2 separate regions of the Homo sapiens genome follow, and region 1 is linked to region 2. Evidence: chromatin loops called from intact Hi-C (ENCODE). Cell type or tissue: mammary epithelial cell. All regions are shown on one strand. Each heading gives the region's core, and the rest is flanking DNA. Links, peaks and the distances in the headings are about the cores only.

Region 1 (10,523 bases), core at 834-8,833, 67 kb after region 2:
GCAATAAACACTGCAGATTACTAGAGGCAGGAGGGAATGGATGTCAGTGCAATACATCCATGTAATAAACCTGCGTATGTAGCCCCTACAAGTAAAATAATAGTTAAAATTTTAAAAAGAGTACATATTCTGTGATTCCACTTAAATAAAGTTCAAGAATATGCGAAACTAATCAATGGTGACAGATGTTAGAATAGTGGTTACTTTTTGTGAATGTTAACTTGAAAAGGACACAAATGTGCTTTCTAGGGTATTGGAAGTGTTTTATATTTTGATCTAGGTGTTGTTTACACTAGTATATAAGTATATGTACAAATTCATTGAGCTATATACTTAAGATTTATGTACTTTACTATGACTTATACCACCATAAAAAGCAAAAACCTAGAAACAAATGAAGTAACTTCTGTTGTGCATTGTAATTCTTTTTAAAATTCCTAATCAACCAGATGGAAAGGTACTACACTGAGAATTCAATGTACATTCACCAAGTTATTGTTTGACATGTGCAATAATAGACAAATACCAGGCACAGAAATAGTAAAGAGGAAGCAATTATTTTTAGAGGCTGAAGACAGAGGATGAGGAAAAAAAATATTGAGGCTATGACAAATGAGCAGGAATTTGAAGAATGAAGTTCACTAGGTAAACAAGGGTGTAAAGATGTTAGAGGGAGTCAAATGTACAAAGAAATCTGCATGAAATAATAGTATGTTCAAGAAAACCCTAGTGGCACATAAAATCCAAAAAAAAAAAAAGTTGTGTGAGTTTGGGATGAGGTGTAGGAATTGGTGGCAACAGATAAGGCTTGATTAAGAGGTATGCCATACAGAATCTTTTAGGTCATGCTAAGACTTTAGACATTATCATAGAAAGCAAGAAATCATTAAAGGATTTTCATAGGAAGCAAAAAATCATTAAAGGATTTTAAGTAGGGGAGCAATGTGATCAGATATTTATTTTAGAGGCTATTCTAAAGGCTGTGCCAAGAGTCAGTACACAGTACTGGAGGCAGGAGATCAGTTAGAAAACTATTATTGTCATTCAGGAGAAAAATGTTGAGGGTCCAAACCGGGGAATGGGACTAGAGTTTTGGAAATGAAAGATAGAAGAAAAAATCATGGAATATTTTGAAGAAATAACCATTATGACTTGGTGACAGATTAAAAAGTGGAGGTAAGAGAGAAGAAACATGACATATACCCTAGTTTTTGCCTTAGAAGTACTAGTACAAACAATAAAGAATAAAGAGGTTTGTGGTGCTGCTGGTGGGGTGATGAAGAGTTCAGTTTTGGTAACATTCAGTCTAAGGTGATAAGGCAATCACACAGAAAGAGCAGGCAGGTGACTATATGAGTTTGAGCCTGGCATAAAGCTTGTGCTAGAAATACAGATTTGGAAGTCGTCTGCATATATTTTTTTTATTTAACCCAGGACAGTGGGTGAGATTGCCAAGAAGAAGTGAGGATTGAAATAGGAAGATTCAGGAACCACTCAATTTAAGGATCTAGGCTGAGGAGGTACTCAGAAAAAAATAGTTAGAAACAATGGCCAGATATGTAAAAGGAGAACTAGAAGAGAAGAATGTTGTAGAATGGAAGAAAGCAGAGAATTTTAAACGTTGCAGAAGGATCAAGATAAAACCCAAAATCCAGTCATTGGATTTGGGAATTAGAACTATGGTAACCTCTTCCACAAAGCATAATGCATTAGCCATTCTCACAAATCTCTTCATTGTTGTTTAAAAATCGGCATTTTCACTCATTCTTATCTTATTTCTCCTGTGCCAATGGTTTCCAATTCTATCTGGCTCCCTTTCTTAAATATTTTAATGCTTTATTATATTAAGATAAAAATTTCAAAACATCTATAATATGAAATAGAAATAACAAGAAAGTAATTTATAATAAAATATAATGTATTTTAAGACGTAAATGTGCAGCCAGGCATGGAGGTTCATGCCTGTAATCCTAGCACTTTGGGAGGCTGAATCGGACAATCACTTAAGCTCAGGAGTTTGAGACCAGCCTGGGTAACATGGCAAAACCCCGTTTCTACAACAAACGCAAAAATTAGCTGGGCATGACGGCATGTGCCTGTGGTCCCAGCTACTTGGGGGGTTGAGGCAGGAGGATCGCTTGAACCCGGGAGGTCGAGGCTGCAGTGAGATGGGACTGTGACACTCTACTCGAGCCTGGGTGTCAGAGTGAGACCCTGTCTCAAAAAAAAAAAAAAAGGATGCAAATGTGGGGACATGACAACACTAGAAGACAATGAAGTATGCAAAAAATATACAGAGAATGCCTGTAAAGGTGGCAGCTATAATTACTGACTGATGCATGTGTGTTGTTATCTGGATTTCAAATATCCAAGAGCAGCGTTTTTGTAGGTATCACGATTTTCCAAAATGATAAACATTCTTGATAAGATTCTGAACAAAACAAAGGTTTTTACCTTGGATTACATGGTAGTTACATTCCTGGAAAAGTTAGTGTGTATTAAAAACTTGCTTATATATATATAGAATGGAGTTCAATTCAAGGTCTAGATTAACAAAAATAAGTGTTTAATCTGATGATATATTTAAAAGTTGTATGGGATATAGAAAATTTCATTGTGCAGGCTGTCTTGCATATTGCAGGTTATTTAGCAATACTGACCCTGCCCACAATATGTCAGGAAGCACTTCAATAATGATTATCTTAAATGCCTTTCACAAACTTTCCAATCACCCTCTCAGGATTATACTACCTCCATTGAGTACCAATACCCTAGTCTTATCCAAAGAATAAAACAAGTCCTTCTCTTGTCACTGCACCCTCTCTAACAACCAGGCCTATTTCTTTTATTTCTCAGTAACTTTGAATTCTCTTATGTCCTATATCTTCAGTCTCTACCCCTTTTCTTGTTACTTTAAGTCAATAAAACTGCAAGTTCCTACCATTATTTTTTAATACTCCCTTGGCTCTTAATCTTCTTACAGTTATCATTTAATTATAAAATATTGTCCAATTTTTATCCTCCATTCTCATCCCATCTCGTATGCCAGCTACCCTCAACTTGGCACTTCCTAGTAACTCTTCAACCCACTGTAATCTGGCCTCTGCTCTCACAACACGGAAACCGTTAATGCTAAATTCACCAATAAACTTAATTTACAAATTAATAAATATTTTTCAGTACTGAACCCTCTAATGTATATTATGTTGCTGTTCACTACATTTTTCTTAATCGGCATCAGACTTTTTCAGGTTTCCCCCTCATCCTATTACTCCTTTATCTGTTCATCTTTCTCTAGATAATCCTTAAATGTTAGTGGTCCCCAGAATTTCCTTCTCAATCCATAACTTTTCTCTATATATACCTTCTTCTAGATTATTTAATTTACTCTCCTGGTTTTATCTATCACCTTTATGCTGATGGTTATCTAAATATATTTATATGGACAACACTTCTCTTGCAATCTCAGATCTTTACCTGCTTGCCAGGAACCTCCATCTAGGTATCTTACTGAAAATGTTGAAAACCTGCTCTTTTTCTTGTATTCTATAACTCAGTTAGTGATTTCATGTAATACTCAAGCCACATACTTGAGAACTACCCTCTATTATTCTGTTTCCCTTGACATCCCATCTGTGATTGTCTTTTGATGTGTTAATTTGGCTAGGCTAGAGTCCTCAGTTATTCAATTTAACTAGGTTTTGCTGTGAAGCTATTTTGTAGATGTGATTACTGTCTATAATCAGTTAACTTTAAGTAAAGGAGATTATCCTAAATAATTTGGGTAGACCTGATTCAATCAGCTGATGGACCTTAAGACCAGAGCTAAGGTCTCCCTGAATAAATTTAACCTGAGGACATCAGCTTCAGCCCATGTCCAGGAGTTCCAGTCTGTCCTTCCTGAAAGCCCACTCCACAGATTTCAGGCTTGCCTACACAGCCCCCACAAGCCAATTCTTTATAATACATTTCTTAATATATATCTCCTACTGGTTCTATTTCTCTGGTTGAACCCTGATTGATACACCATCTAATCAATAATACTTCATAAAACTTTCTCAAATTCACTGATCTGTGCTCCATCCCAACTACCATTGGCTGAGTTCAAGCCTTCATCACTTTTTGTCGGGATTTTCATACAAGCATCTTAAATGATCTTCTTACCCCAATCTTGCTCTACTATACTATCCTCCACATGGCCACTAGTATGACCTATATAAAATATAAATGTGAACACAGCACTCTCTTTCAAGATTGTCAGTCACATCCCATTTCCTACAGATCTATCTTGAGCCTTTGTAGTGCACAAAGTCTTCATGTTTATGCTTCAGCTTGCTGATCTAGCTCCATCTCTCCACTCCAGGAAAACTACCTACCATACATCTCACCTCCTCCAAAAACCAGCCTACCTCGAGTTCTGTAACTTTGGTCATTATTTTCTCACTGCTTGAAGTTCTTTACCCATCTACAATCATCCATCCTTACTTAGTACCTCATTTCATTTCAAAGACTGAGCTTAGATATTGATCAATACAGGAGGCCATTCCTGGCTCTTCTAGTCTTGCTCATGTGCCTTCTTGTATTCTCTTATAGAACTCTGTGCCAATCTCTATCTACAGAACTTACCAAACCAGTTTATGAACTCCTTGGTGAGTTAGATGTTATATTTTTGTAACCCTGGCACATAAAACAATGCCTGGAATTTAATACATGCTCAATTTAATAGGCATTCTTTAATATTTGTGTTGGTTGAATAAAAGAATGGATGAATCACACACTCGGTGTCAGGTTATGGCTTGCTGCTATAATAAAATCTGTGGTAGGCAAAATGATGGCCACCCAAAGATGTCCACACCACAATTACAAGAATCCATGACTATGTTATTTTACAAGGCAAAAGGAACTTTACTGATGTGATTAAGTTAAGGATCTTGAGATGGGGGAGAATATTCTGAATTATTTGGGTGGGCATACTCTAATTGCATATATCTTTAAAAGCATATCATCTGAGTCAGTGAAAGATGTAATGACAAAAGAAAATGGAGAAATTCTAAGTATGAGAGGGACTCAATTTGCCATGGTTGGCTTTGAAGATGGAGAAAAGAGATGACAATCTAAGGAATTTGGGTGGCCTCTAGAAGCTAGGAACAGCTCTTAGCTCATAGCCAGCAAGAAAGGGATCTCAGATCTACAGATCTACAGTGGCAAGGAACTGAGATCTACAGATCTCAGATCTACAGTGGCAAGGAACGGAATTCTGCCAATAACCAAATGAGCAGGACATATCCCCCCAGAGCCTCTAGAAAGGAATGCAGCCAGCCAACAGCTTGACTTCTCATCAGGTCTGATGAGACCCATAGCAGGCTTCTGGCCTCCAGAACTATAATAAATATGTTCTTTTAAATTTCTAAATTTGTGATCATTTTGTTATGGTAGAAATATAAAACTAATACAGAATCCATGCAATAAAATCTGGCTTATCTTCCCAGAGACAGAAGACCCAGATGCTATGATAACATGTCAGGAGGTAAGAATAACAGGAGAGGAACTCGATCATATCATATTTGCCTCTTAAAAATGATCAATATAGAGTAGTATGAGAAAGTCTTTATACAATGAGAGGGAGAAAAGTGACCAAGTCATAGGAAAAAGTACTTAAGGAGACTGCACATGAAGCTGCTGAAAAAAAAAACTTTATTCCCTATTGAGTTGATTGTGAAAGTTTGTGAATACACAGACAGACAACCAACCGGACTAAGTAAATGCTCTGAAGTAGGAAAATGTGATGGCAGAACAGATATAGAAACTCCTCTTCATGCTGAGCATTTCTGTAAACAGGTAACCTAGACATGGAATATGGTGCAAATTATAAACCATAATTTGACCCGTGTCCAGAAAAGTAACTTTCTTAAGGGGGAAGTAAAAAATACCCACCTAGCTATCTGTAAAATCCCCAAAGGTATCTATGCTCTTGGGATAAACTAGAATTTTGTGCCTAAGAAGGACAGAACATCGCCCATGTAGTCTTCTTGCTAAAAACGCTTAAACTAATCATGGGAAAACAATCAGACACATTTCATACTGTGAGACATATAGAGGAAAACTACCTGGACTCATCAAAAATGGCAACGTCACAAAAAAAGGACAAGAAAAAAAAAGGGAGGGTGCTATTCTAGATTTAAAAAGACTAAAAAGGAGCATGACAACTAAATACAATGCATGACCCCTGACTGGATCCTGGACCAAAACAAATAAAAAGCTATAAAGGATATTGTTAGGAAAATTGTGAGAACTTGATATGGATAGTATATTAGATAATAGTATTGTATCAATGTTAAATTTCTCTGGGTGTAATAGTAATTTAATTGTTCTTAAGAGATATATGATTTAGTGTTTAGGGTTGAAGTGTCATGATATCTGCAAGTTACTTCCCAATGGCTCAGCAAAAAAATCTGTGTATGTATATATACATATATGTATATAGTATTTAGAAAAAGAGATAAGCCATATGTAGCCAAATTGATGCCCTGATGAATCTAAAGTGGTCCCCCCTCATCCACAGTTTCAGTTACCCATGATTAACTGCAGTCTGAAAACAGTAAATGGAAAATTCCATAAACGACTCATAAGTTTTAAATTTCACACCACTGTGAGTAGTGTGATGAAATCTCATGTTTGCTCCAGATGTGAATCATCCCTTTGTCCAGCACATCAACGCTGTATTCCTTACCCGCCCATCAGTCACTTGCTAGCCATCTTGGTTATCCAATAAACTGTTGCAGTATCACAGTGCTTATGTTCACGTAATCCTTATTTTACTTAATAGTAACCCCAAAGTGCAAGAATGATAATGCTGGCAGTTCACATATGCTAAAGAGAAGCTGTAAAATGCTTCCTTTAAGTGAAAAGGAGGAAGTTTTCAACTTAATAAGGGAAGAAAAAAATCATGTGTTGAAGTTGCTAAGACCTATGGTAAGAATGAGTCTTCTATCCATGAAACTATGAATATTGTAATAATTGTTCTATTTTATTACTGTTGTTGTTAATCTTGTATTGTGCCTAACTTATAAATTTAACTTTATCATACATATGTATGTATAGGAAAAAAACATAGTTTATATAGGATTAATTACTCTTCATGTTACCAGGCATCCACTGGGGATTTTGGAATGTATCTCCCTTGGAAAAGAATGGCACTACAATACATGAAAGATATCTTTTGACTTTTCTGTAGAGTTTAAATTCTATAAAATAAAAAATTAGTAAAGAAAGATAATGTTTGGATATATAAAGCTTATCCTTAATACTAATTATAAATTCTATTGGTAAATTCAGAAACAAACAAATCAATGCATTGATTTTTTGGCAGAACATTTTGTAAAAGATAAAAGAAAGAAAAAAGTGAATGAGTAAAACAATGGAAAAAGAAATACCACCAAAAAAGGAAAGGTGGAGTAGCTATGTTAACAGCAAGGAAACATTGGACAGGTCTTCCGAACAGAAAATCAACAAAGAAACATCACACTTAATCTGTACTGTAGACCAAATGGACCTAACAGATATTTACAGAACATTTCATCCAACGGCTGCAGAATATACATTCTTTTCCTCAGCACATGGATCATTCTCTAAAGCCACCATGTTAGGTCACATGACCATATGTTAGGTCACAATACAAGTCTTAAAACATTCAAAAAAATTGAAATAATATGAAGCATCTTTGACCACAATGGAATAAAAATAGAAATCAATAACAAGAAGAATTTTGGAAACTATACAAATACCTGGAAATTAAACAGTATGTTCCTGAATAAGCAGTGGGTCAATGAAGAAACCAAGAAGAAAATTGAAAAATTTCTTGAAACAAATGATAATGGAAACACAACATACAAAAACCTACGGGATAAAGCAAAAGCAGTACTAAGAGGGAAGTTTATAGCTATAAAGTTTAGTTATATATAAGTTTAGTTATTTAGTGCCTAAATAAAAAAAAAGTAAAACTTAAAATAAAGAAACCAATAATGAATCTTAAAGAACTAGAAAAGCAAGAGAAAACTAAACTCAAAATTAGAGGAAGAAAAGAAATAATAAACACCAGAGCCGAAATAAATGAAATTGGAATGAAGAAAACAATACAAAATAAATAAGTAAATGAAATAAAAAGTTGGTGTTTTGAAATGTGAAACAAATTTGGCAAACCTTTACCCAGACTAAGAAAAAAAGAGGGAAGATCCAAATAAATAAAACCAGAGATGAAAAAGGACACATTACAACTGATACTGCAGAAATTCAAAGGATCATTAATGGCAACTATGAGCAACTATATGCCAATAAAGTGGAAAATCTAGACTAAATAGAGAAACTCCTCTACACATATGACATATCAAGACTGAACCATGAAGATAATCCAAAACCTGAAAAGACCAATAAAAAGCCATAATAAAAAGTCTCCCAGTAAAGAAAAGCCTGGGACCTGATGGCATCACTGCTGAATTCTACCAAATATTTAAAGAAGAACTAATATCAATCCTACCTGAACTATTCTGAAAAATACAGGAGGAAGGGATACTTCCAAACTAATTCCATGAGGCCTGATACCAAAATCAGACAGAAACAAATTAAAAAAAAACAGGCCAATATCTCTGATAAATATTGATGCAAACATCTTCAACACACTACTAGCAAATCAAATTCAACAATACATTAAAAAGATTATTCATCATGACCAAGTGGGATTTATCCCTGGGATGGAAGGATGGTTCAACAGTGGTGATACATAGTATCAACACAATGGAGGACAAAAACCATATGGTCATTTCACTTGATGCTGAAAAAGCATTGGATAAAGTTCAACATGCCGTCATGATAAAAACCTTCAAAAATGGGTATAGAAGGAACATACCTCAACATAATAAAACCCATATATAACAGACCCACAGCTAGTATCATACCAAATAGGGAAAAACTGAAAGCTTTTCCTCTAAGATCTGAAACATGACAAGGACGCCCATTGTCACCACTGTTATTCAACATAGTACTGCAAGTCCTAGTTAGAGCAATCAGACAAGAGAAAGAAATTAAGGGCATCCAAATTGGAAAGGAAGAAGTCAAATTACCGTTGTTTGCAGAGGATTTGATCTTGTGTTTGGAAAAGCATAAAGATTCCACAAAAACTATAAGAACTGATAAATTCAGTAAAGTTGCAGGATACAAAATCAACATACGAAAATCAGTAGCATTTCCACATGCCAACATTGGGCAATCTGAAAAAGAAATTTAAAAGTAATTCCACTTACAATGGCCAAACATAAAATTAAATACCTAGCAATTAACTCAACCAAAGAAGTGGGAGATCTCTTTAATAAAAACTGTAGAACACTGATGAAAGAAATTGAAGAGGACACCAAAAAATGGAAAGATAGTCCATGTTCATGAATTGAAAGAATCAATATTGTTAAAACGTCCATGCCACAAAAAGCAATCTACAGGTTCAATGCAATACTTATAAAAATACAAAAAACATTCTTCACAGAAATAGAAAAAACAATCCTAAAATTTATATGGAGCCACAAAAGACCCAGAATAACCAAAGCTATCCTAAGCAAAAAGAACAAAACTGGAGGAATCATATTACCTGACTTCAAATTATACTACAGAACTACAGTAATCAAAACAGCATGGTATTGTCACAAAAACAGACACATAGACCAATGAAAGATAACTGAGAACCCAGAAACAAATCCACACACCTAACAAACTCATTTTCCACAAAGGTGCCAAGAACATACACTATGGAAAAGACAGTCTCTTCAATAATTGGTGCTGGGAAAACTGGATATCCATATGCAGAAGAATGAAACTAGATAGCTATCTTTTGCCATACACAAAAATCAAATCAAAATGTATTAAAGACTTAAGTCAAAGACCTCAAACTATGAAACTACAACAAGAAAATATGGGAAAAATCTCCAGGACATTGATCTGGGCAAAAATTTCTTAATTAATACCCCACAAGCAAAGGCAATCAAAGCAAATATGAACAAATGGGATCACATCAAGTAAAAAGCTTCTGCACAGCAAAGCAAACAGTCTATAAAGTATAGGTGCAATGGGAGAAAATATTTGCAAACTACACTTTTGACAAGAAATTAATAACCAAAATATATAAGGAGCTCAAACAACTCAATAGGAAAAAATCTAATAATTTGATCAAAATTGTGACAAAGATTTGAATAGACCTTTCTCAAAAGAAGATATACAAATGGCAAACAGGCATGTGAAAAAGTACTCATTGTAGTTGATCATCAGGGAAATGCAAATCAAAACTACAATGGGATATTATCTCACTTCAATTAAAATGGCTTATATCCAAGTGACAGGCAATAACAAATGCTGGCAAGAATGCGGAGAAGAGGGAATGCTTGTACACTGTTGATGGGAATGTAAATTAGTACAACCACAATGGAGAACGATTTGAAGATTCCTCAAAAAACTAAAAATTGAGCTACCATATGACCCAGCAA
Region 2 (10,523 bases), core at 1,206-9,205:
TTATATATTTTAGATACAAGTCATTTATGAGACATATTATTTGCAAAAATAATCTTGCACTGTGGCTGTCTTTCAAATTTCTTGACTGTGTTCACTGAAGCAAATTTTTTTTCAATTTTAATTATGTCCAGTTTATCTTTTTTTTCCTTTATTAACTTGTGCTTTGGTGTAAGAATTAAAAATCTAATACTTAATTCAAGGTCACAAAAATTTATTCTATATTTCCTCCCAAGAGTTTTATAGTGTAACCCTTATATTTGAGTCTTTGGCCTATTTTGAGTTAATTTTTGTATTTTGCATGAGGTAGGGGTGGAAGTTTTTTGTTTTTTTGTTTTTTTTTTGCATGTAGATACCAAGTTGTCCCAGTACCATTTATTGAAAATAGTTATTTCCCCTTTTGTCTTGCCTCCTTCTCAGAAGTTAATTGGCTGCAAATTAACTTTTGTGAGGGCTTATGTCTGGACTTTGGATTCTATTTCATTGATCAATATTTATATCCTATGCCAGTACCACATAGACTTGTTTATTGTAGCTTTGTAATAAGTTTTAAAATTTGGAAATGTGACTCTTCAAACTTTGTATACTTCAAGATTGTTTTGGCTATTCTGGGTCCATTACATTTTCATATGAACTTTAGAATCAGGTTATAAATTTCTTCAAAGTAGGCAACCTTAATTTTGATAAGGGTTGCATTGAATAGTTTGATTATTTTGAAGAGTGTTGTCATCTTTATAATACTGTGCCTTCTGATGCATAAAATGCCTTTCACCAGATGTCCTTTTAAAGAAGTCTGTGTTTACTGTTTGTGATGTTCAGCCTGGCTCAGAAGTTTTAAAACTCTAATGTGTGATTAGTAATATTATACAATCTTTAAAATAACTGTCTATAATTTATTAAGTGTGCATAACATAACTCTAGAATATACATAAATGTCACCATACCTCCATTTGTGATTTTTCAGATTCTTTAATTCTGATGCTAGGGACTAATTTCAGAGGATTGGGTAAAATACTCAGGTTTCACAATCTCTCTAAATATTCATTTTACAATGTAAGCTTTAATTACTTATTTGAACAAATTGTATTATTATTTTATATTTTAATTTATAAGCCAAGTTTATCTGACATTTTCAGATATAATATATGCTTTCAAGTCTGTTTATCTTTTATTATTACAATTCAAAGGTAGAAGCTTTATTTTTTTATATCCCTGGAAATTATTATAGTCTATAAATTTTTTTCTATAACCTTGTAATTCCTGAAACATTTATGAACTATATGAAATATTGAAAGCTGCTATCTAATGTTTTCCCATTTTACTTGTATTTTTTCACCATAATATTTATTACTGTTTTTAATTAGGATATTCTATTTGTTCAATACTAAGCATTTTAGAAGGAAAGTAGAAAATTACAAAAAACAAGCACATCAACCATTTCAGTCAGAAAAAAATAGTTAAGATGTAAAATACTAGGATGAGGATTAGCATAAAAAGATGTAGATTCCATGCAAAAACTGACAGCAAATTAAAGAAAGTGTACTGGAAACAATTCTTTTTTGGATTTAACCTTCCTCTACTTTCCTTATATTTTTCACTAAAATAAATGAATAAATAGACATAAATAAATGAATAAATGTAGGAAGAAGGTCATATTTCAACACTAATTTTAGTAATGCTTTACATAGGAGTTCTTATAAAATATTTACTTAAAATTCACAATTTACTAGATGTAGTCATATAGATCTAACACAGCGCTTAGAGACAAACTTTATTGGGGCCTTAATGGATTTATAGGAATATAAAGTTATACAACAAGAACAGGATGTCACCAAAAGAGTTCACTGGTTGGCTGCTGCAGGACCATCTCACAGGCATTGTTTGCTTTGGTAAGTTCACCATGATCCAGGGCATGGCCTTAAATCTCAGAGGTCTTACAACCCGATCTTGCCCATGTCTTAGAATTCATCGAAATTCAGGAAGTGAAATCGCGCTGATTACATCATAAGACTGAAAGATACAGAAAGAACAAAAGTTTATTGACTTATAATGAGAAATTCCATTATCATACAGGTCAGATATGTCTGTTGAGCAGAAAACACCCCAATTTCCCTATTAAGCAAGTTAAAGAGAATGCAAAATTATTAGATGAGTGCTTAATAAATATTAAATCAAAGGCATACAATGTCAATAACCTGCATCTTTTTGGTATCTAATGTATTTGAATGCAAAATAATTTATCTGTTAGGTGGACCAGATGTTTCTATTATCTTAGGCATATTTCTCCCCCAAAAAGTACAGGGATGTCTACCGCTATTACTCTTGTTTTATTAGGCTTCCAAAACTAATCAATCAGCCTCATTGTTCCCTCATAGCCCCTTGACAAACTCCTATATTCCTTGGAAATTTTATATTTATTTATTTATTTACACAAATAATACATGAATAAATACATGAATACAATCTAACTGTATATAATTCAAACAACATAGACATAATTCTTCTTACTGCTAAACTTTTACCATTCCTCAGTCTTTCTCCTATTTACAGAAGAAAACATAGTTATCAATTCTGTCTAGACCTTTTTATTTCTATTTAAATGTACACATATATAGTATTTATAATAATATAATAATTTAGATTTGGAGTTTATAATATAAATTAGATCATCCTAGCATACACTTCGGCAATTTGTTTTTATTCACTTATAAATGTCTTAATAATTTTTAATATAAAAATAGATCAGTCTCAATATTTCAATGGCTTCAAAATATTGCATCGTGTTACAGTATAATTTTAACTGTTGAAAGATGTTCAAATTCTGTTGAAAGATATTTAATATGCTTGCAACATTTTTACTACAAGCAAGCCAATTTATTGATATGTAGAATTATTTCCATATATTCTACAAATAAAACACAAGTCAAAACTTACAAACATTAAAATTACGATAGAGATAAAATACTTTAGAAACGTACAATTTTATAGACAGTAGATATTTAACCAAATCCTTTCTAAAACTGAGAATTCTGGAGACTTTTTTGATTGTGGCAAATATGATGACCTAATATTAAAGTCAACTATATTTATTATTATTATTGGCCATATATTTTTGTCTCCTATGAATTGCCTGTTCTTTGACTATATTTCTATCAGGCTTTGTTTCTGTATTAACATAAAGAAATGTATTATATATTCTATGAATTAATGGCATCCATTATCTATCTTTTAAATGGAACCACATTGTATATAAATAGTCTTTAAGTTTACTTATGCTGTTTTTCTTCGTATAAAATTTGCATGTTTTATAAAAGAAAATTATATTTAGAAATATAATACGAAGGCATTAAAATGAGGAAAACAACATGAAATGTATAAAAGAGAAGATTAACAATTTCTTCCAGAAAAACAATTCTAAATCTGTGGAGGTTAAAAGATGTTAAAAGTATGGAATAAATGCCTAATAATTTTTTCCATAACCAATCAAAGACACATATACTTACCAACATGTAACTCTTTCTGTTTGTTGTTACAAAAAATGAGTTTGTATTATACACATTACTCCGAACATGTTTTATTTATTTAATAATATCTCATAGTAACCACATAAACTTAAATATTTTAAAAATATCTGCACAAAATTCCAGCAAATGTGTCCACCAAAACATAGTAATTCTCAAAATGAACATAACTGAGACAGTTTCCAATTGTTTTCACAAATATGCAAACATATTCTCAGATGGTATAATAAAAAAGTTAAACAATTTGTGGATTACCATTTCAAATGTTTCAGTAAACAATTCTCCAAACACCAATGTATGAGAGACAAGCTAATCACCTCAACAAGAAATACCTGTTATCATACTTTAAATTTCTATAAATGATAAAGAAAACATAGTATATGTTTGATTTATTGTACCTTAATAGAATTTTAAAAGTGGACAATTTTTTAAGAATTTAGTAATCCAAAATTTCTTAGTCATGATGATCTCCTCATTTTGATGTAGAAAAATAAATTTTAATTTAAATGAATCTCTATAAAGGGTCATTGCGTATGAATCATTTTAATCATCTTTGCAACATAGGTTTAAATCTCTTTACCAGATACTATACTGTATTTTGGTTTAAAATTAAGTGTTTTTAGCATTTTTATTAAAATATTTTCATTATCAAAGAGTAAATAATTTATTGATGGCTTTCAAATTTTCCTGATTTCTCAGAAAGATCTATTTAAGCCAAGTCATATAGTCTATAAAATCATGAATTTATATTAAAATGAGTTGATTTATCACTACTTTAAGAATAAATTTCTCAGTGTAGTAAAAATTGTGTATAAGATATGACAGAAATGTAAAAAGCATTATAGAATGAAGTAAAGGTTAAATATATATTCCAAAAATATATTCTCTATTAGCTATTAATGACACATAAAATATGACATTTCTTACTATCACATTTGATCAAATTAAAAAAAAAAAGAAATACCCCAAAATATGATCAAGAGTCTAAGGTGAACAGCGGAAGAGAAGATGTGGTTCACCAGGTATGGTGGCTCAGGTCTGTAATCCCAGCACTTTGGGAGGCCGAGGTGAGCAGATCACGAGGTCAAGAGATGGAGGCCATCCGGGCCAACATGGTGAAACACCATCTCTACTAAAAGTACCAAAAAATCAGCTGGGCATGGTGGCATGCACCTGTAGTCCTAGCTGCTCAGGAGCCTGAGGCAGAAGAATCGGTTGAACCTGGGAGGTGGAGGTTGCAATGAGTCAAGGTCACACCACTGCACACCAGCCTAGACAACAGAGCGAGACTCCCTCTCAGAAAAAAAAAAAAAAATGTGGTTCATAACTTGGGTCACTTAAACAATAAGCAAAAGAAAATTAAAACATATGATGCAAAAGAGAAATGATCTTCTTAAAATAATGACTTAATAATCCCTAATTGATATATAATCAACTTTAATAAAACTGTTTCTTAAATGCCCTGATAAGCCACGAAAAAAAAAAGTTACAGAGTAAAATAAATGGAGAAAAAATATTTCATATAACATTCAATAAAGCCATTCAATAACCACTCAAAAACAACTCAATAAAAAAAGACTCAAAAACCATGAAATTAAAAGAAGATAAGATATCACTATGAATCCACCACTGGGAAGAAGAAAAATTCACCACCTAAAATGACTACCTTCGGTCCAGAAAAATTGATAGAAAGAAAATGCAAAAATCAATTACAATCTGAAAGTACTAAATAAAAAAGTAAAAGAACAAATTGAAAAACACAAAAGAAAAAAACTGAAACTGATACCAATTATGTTAAAAATAATGTAAAGCAGTGAAAATAAAAAATGAAAAACAAAAAAAAAGACAAAAGAATCAGACTGAGAAGAAGCAATGACAATGAACGGGAGTGGCAAAGAGACACCAGTGACATCCCCGTGAAAAAACACACAACCAAGAAGCTTTGTGATGATGGGATCCTTTCCGAGTGTAAGTTTTTAAGCAGTTTGACCAAGAAAGCTCCAGTTTCACACCAACTGCTGGGGCCTATCTGATAACAGACTTCCTGCATTCATTCTCAAAGGAACGCCCAAGTTACCCAATCAATGGCATGATGACCCAGGCCTGGAGACAAAAAAGCATGCCCATCGCAAGTGGTGATTCAGAGCCTGTATGGGAGAGTTTGTGGGCAGTGTTATGCCTGTGGGGGTGCATGTGCGTACATGTCTGTGTGGGGGAACACTTGGGCCCACACCCTTGTGCCCGTGTCAAGTTTCTTGTGTGTTTCTCTGCTTGTGTGTTTGTGATTATGTTTTGGGGTGTGGAGTCCCTTCTGAGTGCGTGTGTGGGTGTGTCTGTGGTCTGTGGGCATCTGCCTGTGTGAGTGAGAGTGGGAAAATGGGCACGTGGCAGAGACAGCCTGCCTGTACACACTGAAATGTGGATCGCTGTTGTGTTCACATGGCTGGGCTGGAAAGAAAGGCAACAGGACACAACTTGCCAAGGCTCCCACTGGCTCAGGATTGGACATTTACAGAGTCCACAAAAAGAATGGGGACAAACAGCGAGCCAAGAGGTACTGGGAAATCCATGAATTCACGATGACATTTCACTTAAAAGTAACTCCTGGGTGGTGTTTTATATATATACTTTAAGTTCTAGGGTACATGTGCACAATGTGCAGGTTTGTTACATATGTATACATGTGCCATGTTGGTGTTCTGCACCCATTAACTCATCATTCACATTAGGTATATCTCTAATGCTATCCCTCCCCCTCCCCTCACAGCAAGACAGGCCCCGGTGTGTGATGTTCCCCACCCTGTGTCCAAGTGTTCTCATTGTTCACCAGAGAAACTGAACTGGTGACTTTCATCTCTGCTTCTTTAAAAATGAAAGTGAAGCCTCCTTCCAGGCCTGGTGCTGCAAGGGGACACACCCATCACCAATGAGCAGAAGAAGCAGTCTCGATAGAACATTTGTCCCGCAGAGAGCTGAAAGTGAAAGGAAAAAGGAAGAAGAAGAAGAAAGAAAGAGGAGAAAAAGAACAACAACAAGTGGCAGCTTCGTGTCACCAAAGCTGTCCTGAAAGATCTAGTTCAGGGGTGTATCACTGCGTGGTGACATACACAACAAGTGACAAAGAGATATGAGTGACGTCCGGGTGAAAGGACACACCACTGAAAAGCTTCTCATTGATGGGGTCCTTTCTGAGTGGGATCAAGGGCTCTGATCCACAAGTAGCCTTGCAGGAGCAAAAGAGAACAAAGGTACAGGCAAAATCTTGCCCTCTGAATATCATCAGCACACTTCAAGGGGCCATCAAGTCCCTAGTACATAAGGCCAAGGGAGGGAAGGACTCTGGAAATGGGAGGAGAGATGAAAAATGGGGAGAAACCGGACACCAAGAAAAAGAGGTAATCAGCCACCTATGGCAATAGGGAGGGCAGAAAGAGGAGGGGGATTCTGATTATGCACTTCAGGGGTCAGCCAGGATCCATCTAATTTTCTTAGGAAAAGTAAGCATGTTCTCCCTAATGATGTGCCTGTGCCCACCCGACCCTCCCCAAACCACAAGTGGACTAAAAGTAAAGACAGTGAAGATAAAAAAAAGTGGGAAGCTGGCAAGATGGTGGAATAGGAGCAGTTCCAGTCTGCAGCTCCCAGCGAGATCGATGCAGAAGATGGGTGATTTCTGCATTTCAAACTGAGGTACCAGGTTCATCTCACTGGGACTGGTTGGATAGTGGGTGCAGCCCAAGGAGGGTCAGCCAAAGCAGGGTAGGGGTGTCACCTCACCAAGAAAGTGCAAGGTGTCAGGGAACTCCCTCTCCTAGCCAAGGGAAGCCATTAGGGACTATACCATGCACTCCAGCACAGACACTGCACTTTTCCCATGGTCTTCACAACCCGCAGACCAGGAGATTCACTCCAGTGCCCATGCCACCAGGGCCCTGGGTTTCTAGCACAAAACTGGGTGGCCGTTTGGGCAGACACCAAGCTAGCCACAAAAGTTGTTTTTTTTTCATGCCTCAGTGGCACTCAGAAGTCCAGCCAGACAAAACCATTCACTCCCTTGGAAAGGAGGCTGAAGCCAGGGGGCCAACCGGTCTGGCTCGGCGGGTCCCAACCCCATGGAGCCCAGCAAGCTAAGATCTACTGGCTTGAAATTCTTGCTGCTAGCACACCACTCTGAGCTTGACCTGGGACCCTGGAGCTTGGTGGGGGGAGTGGCATATGCCATTGCTGAGGCTTAAGTAGGCAGTTTTACCCTTACAGTGTAAACAAAGCTGCTGGAAAGTTCGAACTGGGTGGAGCCCACCGCAGCTCAGCAAGGCCACTGTGGCCAACCTGCCTCTCCAGATCCCCTCCTCTCTGCACAGGGCATCTCTGAAAAAAAGGCAGCAGTTCCAGTCAGGGACTTATAGATAAAACCCCCACCTCCTTGTGACAGAGCACCTGGGGGAAGGAACAGTTGGGGGTGCAGCTTCAGCAGATTTAAACGTCCCTGCCTGGTACCTCTGAATAGAGCAGCAGATCTCCCACCACAGCGTTTGAGCTCTGATAAGGGACAGACTGCCTCCTCAAGTGAATCCCTGACACTCATGTATCCTGACTGGGAGACACCTCCCAGTAGGAACTGACAGATACCTCATACAGAAGAGCTCTGGCTGGCATCTGGCAGGTGTCTCTCTGGGACAAAGGTTCCAGAGGAAAGAACAGGCAGCAATCTTTGCTGGTCTGCAGCCTCCGCTAGTGATACCCAGGCAAACAGGGTCTGGAGTGGACCTCCAGCAAAACTCCAGCAGACCTGCAGCAGAGGAGCCAGACTGTTAGAAGAAAAACTAACAAACAGAAAGGAATAGTATCAACATCAACAGAAAGAACATCCAATCAGAGACCTCAGCTGATGGTCACCAACTTCAAAGACCAAAGGTAGATAAATCCATGAAGATGGGGAGAAACCAGCACAAAAAGGTTGAAAATTCCAAAAACCGAACACTTTTTCTCCTCCAAAGGATCATAACTCCTCACCAGCAAAGGAACAAAACTGGACAGAGAATGAGTTGGAAAAATTAACAGAAGTAGCCTTGAAAAGGTGAGTAATAACAAACTCCTCCAAGCTAAAGGAACATGTTCTAACCCAATGCAAGGAAGCTAAGAACCTTGAAAAAAGGTTAGATGAATTGCTAACTAGAATAACCAGTTTAGAGAGGAAGATAAATGACCTGATGGAGCTGAAAAACACAGCACAAGAACTTCGTGAAGCATACACAGGTATCAATAGCTGAATGGATCAAGCAGAAGAAAGGATATCAGAGATTGAAGATCAACTCAATAAAATAAAGCAAGAAGACAAGATTAGAGAAAAAAGAGTAACAAGAAATGAGCAAAACCTCCAAGAAATATGGGACTATGTGGAAAGACCAAAACTACATTTGATTGGTGTACGTGAAAGTGACAGGGAGAATGGAACCAAGTTGGAAAAGACTCTTCATGATATTATCCAGGAGAACTTCCCCAATCTAGCAAGGCAGGCCAACATTGAAATTCAGGAAATACAGAAAACACCACAAACATACTCCTCGAGAAGAGCAACCCCAAGACACATAATTGTCAGATTCACCAAGGTTGAAATGAAGGAAAAAATATTAAGGGCAGACAGAGAGAAAGGTTGGGTTACAAGGGAAGCCAATCAGACTAACAGCAGGTCTCTCGGGAGAAACCCTACAAGCCAGAAAAGAGTGGGGGCCAATATTCAACATTCTTAAAGAAAAGAATCTTCAACCCAGAATTTCATATTCAGCCAAACTAAGTTTCATAGGCAAAGGAGAAATAAAATCCTTTACAGACAAGCAAATGCTGAGAGGTTTTGTCACCACCAGGCCTGCCTTACAAGAGCTCCTGAAGGAAGCACTAAACATGGAAGGATCAACCAGTACCAGCCACTGCAAAAACATACTAAATTGTAAAGACTGTCAACATGATGAAGAAACTGCATCAACTAACAGGCAAAAAAACCAGCTAGCATCATAACGACAGGATTAAATGCACACATAACAATATTAACCTTAAATGTAAATGGGCTAAATGCCCCAATTAAAAGCACAGACTGGCAAATTGGATAAAGAGTTAGGACCCATTGGTGTGCTGTATTCAGGAGACCCATCCCACATGCAAAGACACACACAGGCTCAACAAAAGAGATGGAGGAATACTTACCAAGCAAATGGAAAGCCAAAAAAAGCAGGGGTTGCAATCCTAGTCTCTGATAAAACAGAGTTTACATGAACAAAGATCAAAAGAGACAAAGAAGGACATTACATAATGGTAAATAAATCAATGCAACAAGAAGAGCTAACTATCCTCAATATATATGCACTCAATACAGGAGCACACAGATTCATAAAGCAAGTTCTTAGAGACCTACAAAGAGACTTACATTCCCACACAAAAACAGTGGGAGACTTTAACACCCCACTGTCAATATTAGATAGATCAACGAGAAAGAAAATTAACAAGGATATCCAGGACTTGAACTCAGCTCTGGACCAAGTGAACCTAATAGACATCTACAGAACTCTCCACCCCAAATCAACAAAATATACATTCTTCTCAGCAGCACATTGCACTTATTCTAAAACTGACCAAATAATTGGAAGTAAAACACTCCTCAGCAAATGCAAAAGAACGGAAATTATAACAGTCTCTAAGACCACAGTGCAATCAAATTACAACTCAGGATTAAGAATCTCACTCAAAACCGCACAGCTACATGAAAACTGAACAGCCTGCATCTGAATGACTACTGCGTAAATAACGAAATAAAGGCAGAAATAAATATGTTCCTTGAATGAATGAGAACAAAGACACAACGTACCAGAATCTCAGGGATGCGTTTAAAGCAGTGTGGAGAGGGAAACTTATAGCACTAAATGCCCACAAGAGAAAGCAGGAGAGATCTAAAATCAACAACCTAATATCACATTTAAAAGAAATAGAGAAGCAGAAGCAAACAAATTCAAA

Evidence for each region. Hi-C counts contacts between places; a loop is a spot of excess contacts. Peaks named below come from ENCODE experiments on the same cell type or tissue, not always from the same donor. Only the 100,000 strongest peaks of a DNase experiment are listed, where the experiment ranks them.
Region 1: a loop joins it to region 2, with 13 times the contacts of the local background. A loop is called at or near these places in 4 of 110 quality-filtered maps.

What each region holds. Positions count from the first base shown.
Region 1 is chrX:56,741,368-56,751,890 of GRCh38, reverse strand. All of the region lies in intron 2 of NBDY (negative regulator of P-body association), which reads right to left. Among named protein-coding and RNA genes, the nearest start is that of NBDY, 17 kb to the right of the region's middle. In mammary epithelial cell, for the core only: no CTCF peak of the experiment used is centred there; DNase peaks (open chromatin) are centred at 4,750 and 6,680; H3K27ac peaks cover 1,254 bases.
Region 2 is chrX:56,808,804-56,819,326 of GRCh38, reverse strand. NBDY (negative regulator of P-body association) reads right to left here. Exons shown (of 3, transcript NM_001348129.2): 3 at 148-2,007. Among named protein-coding and RNA genes, the nearest start is that of NBDY, 85 kb to the right of the region's middle. RefSeq lists an enhancer at 6,208-6,747. In mammary epithelial cell, for the core only: no CTCF peak of the experiment used is centred there; a DNase peak (open chromatin) is centred at 5,696; H3K27ac peaks cover 1,410 bases.